Linked DNA regions of Homo sapiens: regions 2 and 3 are each linked to region 1. A link is an interaction called in ENCODE POLR2A ChIA-PET data of the cell type or tissue named here. Cell type or tissue: MCF 10A. All regions are shown on one strand. Region 1 overlaps LOC101929710 (a long non-coding RNA gene). Region 2 overlaps LOC101929710 (a long non-coding RNA gene). Region 3 overlaps LOC101929710 (a long non-coding RNA gene).

Region 1 (2,500 bases):
GTAAAGTGAAACATGGCAGAGTAGTTAAGGGTGCAGACTTATTAACTAAAATGGAGGGGAGAAAATATTGCCTTTGCTACTTCCCAATCATGTGACCTGAAGTAAGTTGCTTATCCAATCTATGTCTCACTTCCTTGCTTGTAAAGAGGAATTTAGAATAATAACATTTTCTATTTCAGATGGTTGTTTTGAGAGCGATTTAAACAGTTAATACATGTGCTTAAAATCGTCAGGCCACAGGTAAGTGATATCATTGTCATAGGTGTAAAATTATCTTTCAAAGTGAATCCTAAAATATTCTCCATTGTAATTTTGAAGTTTCTAAATCTGTAATTTAAAGATAAAATACTTTAAATAATCTCTGTCACACATCGTGCAAAAGAGAAACAGCAATTACGATCAGCAAAGAACAGACCCAGTAAATAGCCAAGAGGGCTACAATCTGAGGAATAGGTCTTTGCAACCGGTGAAGTGACTGATCCATGCTTCCCTGCAGCACAACAACGGAGGTGTCAGGGTTAATTATTGTAAACTATCTAGTGGTTCAAATCCAATTTTAAATGGTCTGGATGTGTATAAGGCTCTGAATTTTAATTTGTCTTTGAAAAAGTACTATCTCAATTTTTAAAATCCCCCTGAGCTCTGTGACTCATACCACCAGAAATCTGACCTTTCAACCAAAGGGGGAAAAATCTAAGTTGTTACCTCGACAACAAAAGGTAAGCAGGATGCTTTGAGCTCTGGTGCTTCTGCTATAAATAATCCATCTTTGGCCAAAGAAATATAACATGAGCATGGAGGGGAATAACCTGGATTGGCTATGGGAACAGTCTGCATTTCAGGAGATCATTTTAATCACAACTTTTAGGAATCATTCCCAGAGGCACTTTTGTGGCAATTAACCAAGAAATCAATAAGAAGGAATGAATTCAATTTCTAAAACGGAATTTACACAAATCAAGACTGATAATGCTTTTTCATGTGAGAAATTTCTCTGTATGTATTTGTACCGTTGTCTAACTTCTGTTGTTTTTCTTTAAAATAATTGTTCTCTGGTTTCCCAACAACCTCTAAACCAGAACAAAGAGATGCTAACAATGAACTTTGGTCCTTTAGCTGTAATTTACACGGTCTTACCCTACACAGTAGCAGGAAAGAAACAGCAATAAAGTTGGAGGACTTTTATAACGTTGTGGATTTTTTTTTAAAAAAATAAGAAATCAAAGTCCTCTTTTGGTAGAAAGTCACAATATACTATTGAATTTTTTTAACCCAGCTGTACACATGGATAGATTTAAGATTTATAGTTGTGATTATCCTTTTGCTTGCTGACGTAAATTAGTCTTCTGGGAAGTCCAAGTTATTTCTCAATAAGCTGTAATAGTCTGTGAGTCAGAGTAGGTGCTGCTGATGAGTCTTGCAGGATTTATAGGAAGGCAACTGAGAAATTGAGGGGCACATTCATCCAATGGCCTTTGGAAATAGTGCATAAAAATATTTCCTGAATAAGAGTCTTTGCTCCAGTAGATTCTAGCTGCTTTTCAGTAAATACAATTCACCCAGGAAAATTTCCTAAAGTAACCTTCCAGTTTGATGATATTCTCCACGATTATTAATGTTTCTTATTATTGTAGCAGGGTGAGAATATCTACGCTGAAGCTCTGGTGAGCAAAATAGGATAATGGTTTGTTTTTTTCCCACCGATCTTGTTTTGTTCTTAAGTTCCTACTCTTGATGATACAAGGGGACTGCTCTAGATTAAAAGACACTTAAGAGACATAATAACAAAATGCAGTATGTGGATTAAATCCCCATTCAAACAAGCCAACTGCAGAAAGGCAATCCAAAACAATCAGGGACATTTAATATGAACTGTATATTAGATAATTCTTGAAACAATTGTTAATTGTTTAAGATGTGATAACAGCACTGTGGTAATGGTTAAAATTGCCTATATTTTTTGACATGCACACTGACGTTTGTACGAATAAAATGACATTATGTCTGATATTTGATATTAAATATTCTATCCAAAAAAAGGGGTGGATTATAGAAAAAACAAGACTGAGAAAAATCTAGAATATGAGTGAGGTGTATGTGGGGTTTATTATACTATTTAATTTATGTGTATCTTTGAAAACATTCATCATTTTTTACAAGTCTCTTCCAGCCTAAAACTGTCCCTCTCTCCTCTCTCTGATTCTAATCCACTCCTGGCTTGTGTGGTCCACACTGTGGCTCTCAGCCACTGTCACATTGCTCCTCCCATAGCCTTTGTGTTTCTCCTTCATGAGTTAGTAAAACAACAAAACAAAACAAAAAACACATACAAAAAAACAAAGACTATATTCTTTATTTATTTTTTTAGACGGAATCTCGCTCTGTCACCAGGCTGGAGTGCAGTGGTGCGATCTCAGCTCACTGCAACCTCTGCCTCCCGGGTTCAAGTGATTCTCCTGCCTCAGCCTCCTGAGTAGCTGGGACTACAGGCGCCCGCCAC
Region 2 (2,500 bases), 63 kb after region 1:
ACAGATGTAGAAAATGAGACTCAGAGAGGTAAAATAATTTGCCCAAAATATATGCACACAATAGGTTGCAGAACTAGGATTTGAACGTGGCTCTTTCCGATGACACAATTTGTGCTATTTTTTTTTTTTTGAGATGGAGTCTCACTGTGTCTCCCAGGCTGGAGTGCAGTGGCACGATCTCGGCTGACTGCAACCTCTGCCTCCTGGGTTCGAGCAATTCTCCTACTTCAGCCTCCCGAGTAGCTGGGATTACAGGCACACACCACCACACCCAGCTAATTTTTGTATTTTTGGTAGAGACGGGGTTTCGCCATGTTGGCCAGGCTGGTCTCGAACTCCTGACCTCAGGTGATCTGCCCACCTCGGCCTCCCAAAGTGCTGAGATTACAGGTGTGAGCCACTGCACCCTGTCCCAACTTGTGCTATTTTTATAACACTTCACTTTGTGCAAAAGCTATAGGTCAGGCTAGTTTAATATCCTTCAAAACTATAATGCTAAAGAGAGTACTTAAAGGAAATGATTTAATGACGCTTTAGTGTTGGACTTGGTATCTCCTGGCCTTTTCTTCCATCTCCTACCTCCTCCCAATTACATCTGACTTGGGCATCAAAACAAGACTCGCCTGGGTCCCTGGGCTGAAAAATAAAGCTTGCTTGTGCTGGTCTCTACACCTTGGGCAGGCTTTCTCTTTCCTCAGGCATGTGAGGAAAGCAGAACAGCCACAAGTCTATCAGAGCTGAGGGAGCTAGCTGTGTGTTTGTCTACCAAGTGTTGGCAGTCCTGGGAAGTATGGATGCACAGCATCATGCACAACCTGGTGGGACTCAGTAAGACAAAAGGAAGGAAGGTTAAGTGAGTAACAAGTGTGTTCACAACAAGATAGAAGTAAACCAGGCAGGGAGTCCAGTGTTGACAGGAAGAAGTTACTCGATGACTAATTGGAGAGAAGGACAAAGCTATGATACTGAAGGACAAGAAGGAGCAATGCATGATGTAAGTAACTGTGTGGTTGCTGAGTCTACCCCATAAGGTAGTTGTTTACCTTTTATGGTTTATGTTCTTGGATTGTGCACTGGGTTTGATGACTCAACTGGGTAAGGGCCAGATGGTTTTCTAATGTATCTTTTGTCTCCAGAAGGACAGAAATTTGAGCTTTAAGGCATCTTGAGTTACCTTGAAATGTAATTTTTTCTTGTTTTTTTTGTTTTATTTTTTATGCTTTGTTATTGAGGCATAATTTACATTAAACGACATGCACAAGCCAGACATGGTGGCTCACACCTGTAATCCCAACACTTTGGGAGGCTGAGGCAGGAGGATTGCTTGAGTTCAGGAGTTCGAGACCAGCCTGAACAACATAGTAAGACCTCGTCTCTACAAAATAAATAAAAAAATAAATGATTAGCTAGTGTGATCGTGCATGCCTGTAGTCCCAGACACTTAGGAGGCTAAAGTAGAAGAATGGCTTGAGCCCAAGGAGATCAAGGCTGCAGTGAGCTATGATCATGCCATTGCACTCTAGCCTGGGTGGCAGAGCAACACCCTGTCTCAAAAAAAAAATGACATGCACAGATCATAAATGCACAGTTTGGTGAATGCTGACATAGGCATATCCATATAACTCACACTGCAAACAAGATAGAGAATATTTACATAAATTTAAACAGTTCCCTTGTGCCCCTTCTCAGACAATCCAACTTTCTCAAACAACCACTCTTCTGATTTCCTCATGAGGGATGATTTTTGCCTGTTTTAGAACATCATATAAATGGAATCATATAGTATATTCTTTGTTTCTGGCCTGTTTTGATTATTATAATGTTTTTGAGATCTTCTATGATTTGTCTTCAGTATTTGATTCATTTTTATTGCTACGTAGTATTCCATTGGAAATACACCAAATTTGTTATCCAAACATCACACATTTGCCCACTTTCTTTTTTTTTTTTTTTTTTTTTTTTTTTTTTTTTTTTTTTTTTGAGACGGAGTCTCGCTCTGTCGCCCAGGCCGGACTGCGGACTGCAGTGGCGCAATCTCGGCTCACTGCAAGCTCCGCTTCCCGGGTTCACGCCATTCTCCTGCCTCAGCCTCCCCAGTAGCTGGGACTACAGGCGCCCGCCACCGCGCCCGGCTAATTTTTTGTATTTTTAGTAGAGACGGGGTTTCACCTTGTTAGCCAGGATGGTCTCGATCTCCTGACCTCATGATCCACCCGCCTCGGCCTCCCAAAGTGCTGGGATTACAGGCGTGAGCCACCGCGCCCGGCCTCATTTGCCCACTTTCTAATTGGATTGATTCATTTTGTTCTGTTGGGTTTTGATAGCTTTTTTGTGTATCTTAGGTACTAGTCATTTATTGAACATACGGTCTGCTAATCTTTTCTCCATTGTGTAGCTTGTCTTTCATCTTTTTTCAACATGGGCTTTCACATAGCAATCGTTTTTATTTTGATGAAGTTCAATGCATCAATTTTTCCTTTTATGGATTGTATTTCATGCA
Region 3 (2,500 bases), 56 kb after region 1:
AAAGTCACCTATTCTGCGAAGTATCTATGAGCTCACCCAGGCAGAGTGGAGTCAGTAAAAAGTGAATTAAGCTATGCCCTTAGTTTACTTTTTTAATTAAAATTCTAGGTAGATCAAAATAAATAAATATTTTAAAAATTAAAGTATAAAAACACATGGGAAAGGTGTGTGTGTGTGTGTGTGTGTGTGTGTAAAGTATCAGAGTGGACAAGTCTTTTTAAGTGTAATGGAAAATTTAGAAGCAATTAATAAAAATTTTCCCACACTAAAAAAAATAGCCTCTCCTTAACTCTGAACTTTCAAAACATGCCCATACCTCAATTAAAATATATATCATATAGAGAGGATTTTAAATGATATGATAAATATGAAGAAATAAATATTTGAGGTGATAAATATGCTACTTAGCCTGATTTGATCATTCTACAAGGTATACATGTCTCGAAACATCACATTGTACCCACATATATATATATACAACTAATATTTTCCAATAAAAAGATAAAACAAGTAGTACATCACATGGCATTATAAGCATTTATTCATACACCCTTTTTCCCTCCTTATTGGACACATCCCCAAATCATACTGTGAATGACTAGGGTACAAATTAGCAACTACACATGCTATTTAACATGATCCTTGGACCACTATAATTATTCTGCAATTAAATGAATGAGTGAATAAATGAAGTGGTACTGGGTCCACTCAGTGTAAGCATTTAAATCAGTGGTCCCCTGGGTGAGCTGGGAAGGGGACACTGAAAATAGACAATCTAATTTTTCCTAAGGCAGCCCGCCAGGCTAGAGAACGTATAGGAGAAGACCGTGAGGGGAACAGCCATCTCCCCATGAGATGTACCGGGCAGAAGGGAATACCTGCTCTCCTACAGGGTAATTGGTGCTCAAATCAACCTAGAAATCCTATATTCTCTCTTCCTTTTAGTAGAAAGCCTCTCTGCCTGGCTAGAATTTCAACAGGCATATTTCCAACTGGCTTTATTATCGTGACCCAGATATAAATATCATGGCAGGAGCCCATGAGGTGGGAGCACAATTTATCCTAACTGAAAATAGAGGCGGAGAATCATCAGCCCTAGTATCCCTGATACTAGAGTGAGGTTTCCATAGCAACCAGCTGAGTCACTAATGAAAAAGAACAGTTGCACTATGACTAGGCTGACATTCTGTGACATTCTCTTATTTTACTGTAGCTCTAATGATGTCTTCAGTGGGAATGACAGAGAGAAAAGGTTCTGACCTCTCAATTAAACCTGTAGCTGACTTGACACGCTCTGCCTTTAGCCTAATGAACGTGAATTTCTGTGTGCAAATTCTGCCTTGGAGAAAAGCAACTTTGGAATTTGTCTGAATCATATATTAGACTTGTTGATTCCATTGTTCCTTTAATGTAGTCCCTTCTTTTCCAAATTAAGATGGAAACAGATGGGTCCCAAAAGCAAAACAGGAAGGGAAGACATTAGTGAAAAGACGTGACAAGGTGATGCTAATCTATCACTGATGACGCAAAATTGAAGAAAACAACCAGAAGTGGTTCTCTCCCTTCTTCAAACAGGAGGAACCACAGGTTATAAAGCAAGAAAGCTAGGAATCTGCAAAGATGGAGGGGACCTGCTGAAGACAAGGTCTGAGAGGTCCATGACCCACTGTATTCACTTACTAGTCACCATATTCAGAGCACTGAGCTAGGCACTACAGGGTGTTGCAAAGCAGAATACCTCAAGTCATTTAAAGTCTAAAACTAAAGGAGGGGTGAGATAGATTCGCAATTTTAAAATGCACACAAACTACACATGACCCCTTCTGCTGACAAGAAACATATACAGAAACCAGCACATTGATGATACAAGTTTTAAAAATTCAAATTAATAAAATAAAAAACTGCCACAACTTTGAGCATAGAAATGGAGTTTTAAAATAATCAAGATGGTCATTGAGTTTGTAAAACACTGAGAGTGCTTTACTTATGTTTTAGTTTCGTTTTGCTTTGTTTTGTTTCAAATGTACTTGTTTGCAAACACGTACCAACTTGTTTTAAGCCCAGCATTGGGTTCCTTTCATCTGCACAAGAAGGGCCACGAGGGCTGGTGTCAGCATTTGCTGCAAATTATATGGGAGTTTCTGCATTTGAGTGTAGGCATCTGCATCTCCTTATCAGCAGAAAAGAAGAGAGCTCATTCATTATTAAAACAGCCTTCTAGCTACTCTCTTTCCTCAGCACAACACTGCCAGACAAATTTTCTTAGTCTAAGTAAGACTTGAATCACGTTTTTCCTCTCCTCAAGATCTTAATTTACTGCTTTCTGCATGGCACTCTCCTAGTTAAGAAGAGATGATGGTTCCACATTACAAATCAAACCACACCCAACTCTGCTGCTTGATTTATAACGCGCCCAACAGCTTCGCCTCAGCATATCTATCCATGCATATTTCCTATGCCTCCCCAGTGGTAGTCCTTCCTTCCTGCCAGACCGTCTCTT

What was found. ChIA-PET counts read pairs that join two places held together with the same protein. Peaks named below come from ENCODE experiments on the same cell type or tissue, not always from the same donor. Only the 100,000 strongest peaks of a DNase experiment are listed, where the experiment ranks them.
Region 2: POLR2A ChIA-PET joins it to region 1 with 10 read pairs; 5 of 35 experiments call an interaction of 5 or more read pairs at or near these places.
Region 3: POLR2A ChIA-PET joins it to region 1 with 16 read pairs; 5 of 35 experiments call an interaction of 5 or more read pairs at or near these places.

What each region holds. Positions count from the first base shown.
Region 1 is chr5:96,508,799-96,511,298 of GRCh38, forward strand. All of the region lies in intron 4 of LOC101929710 (a long non-coding RNA gene), which reads left to right. It also overlaps a transcript of CAST not described here. Among named protein-coding and RNA genes, the nearest start is that of PCSK1, 77 kb to the left of the region's middle. In MCF 10A, no CTCF peak of the experiment used is centred here; DNase peaks (open chromatin) are centred at 773 and 1,393.
Region 2 is chr5:96,572,089-96,574,588 of GRCh38, forward strand. All of the region lies in intron 4 of LOC101929710 (a long non-coding RNA gene), which reads left to right. It also overlaps a transcript of CAST not described here. Among named protein-coding and RNA genes, the nearest start is that of CAST, 89 kb to the right of the region's middle. In MCF 10A, no CTCF peak of the experiment used is centred here; a DNase peak (open chromatin) is centred at 993.
Region 3 is chr5:96,564,914-96,567,413 of GRCh38, forward strand. All of the region lies in intron 4 of LOC101929710 (a long non-coding RNA gene), which reads left to right. It also overlaps a transcript of CAST not described here. Among named protein-coding and RNA genes, the nearest start is that of CAST, 96 kb to the right of the region's middle. RefSeq lists a silencer at 1,198-1,398. In MCF 10A, no CTCF peak of the experiment used is centred here; a DNase peak (open chromatin) is centred at 1,138.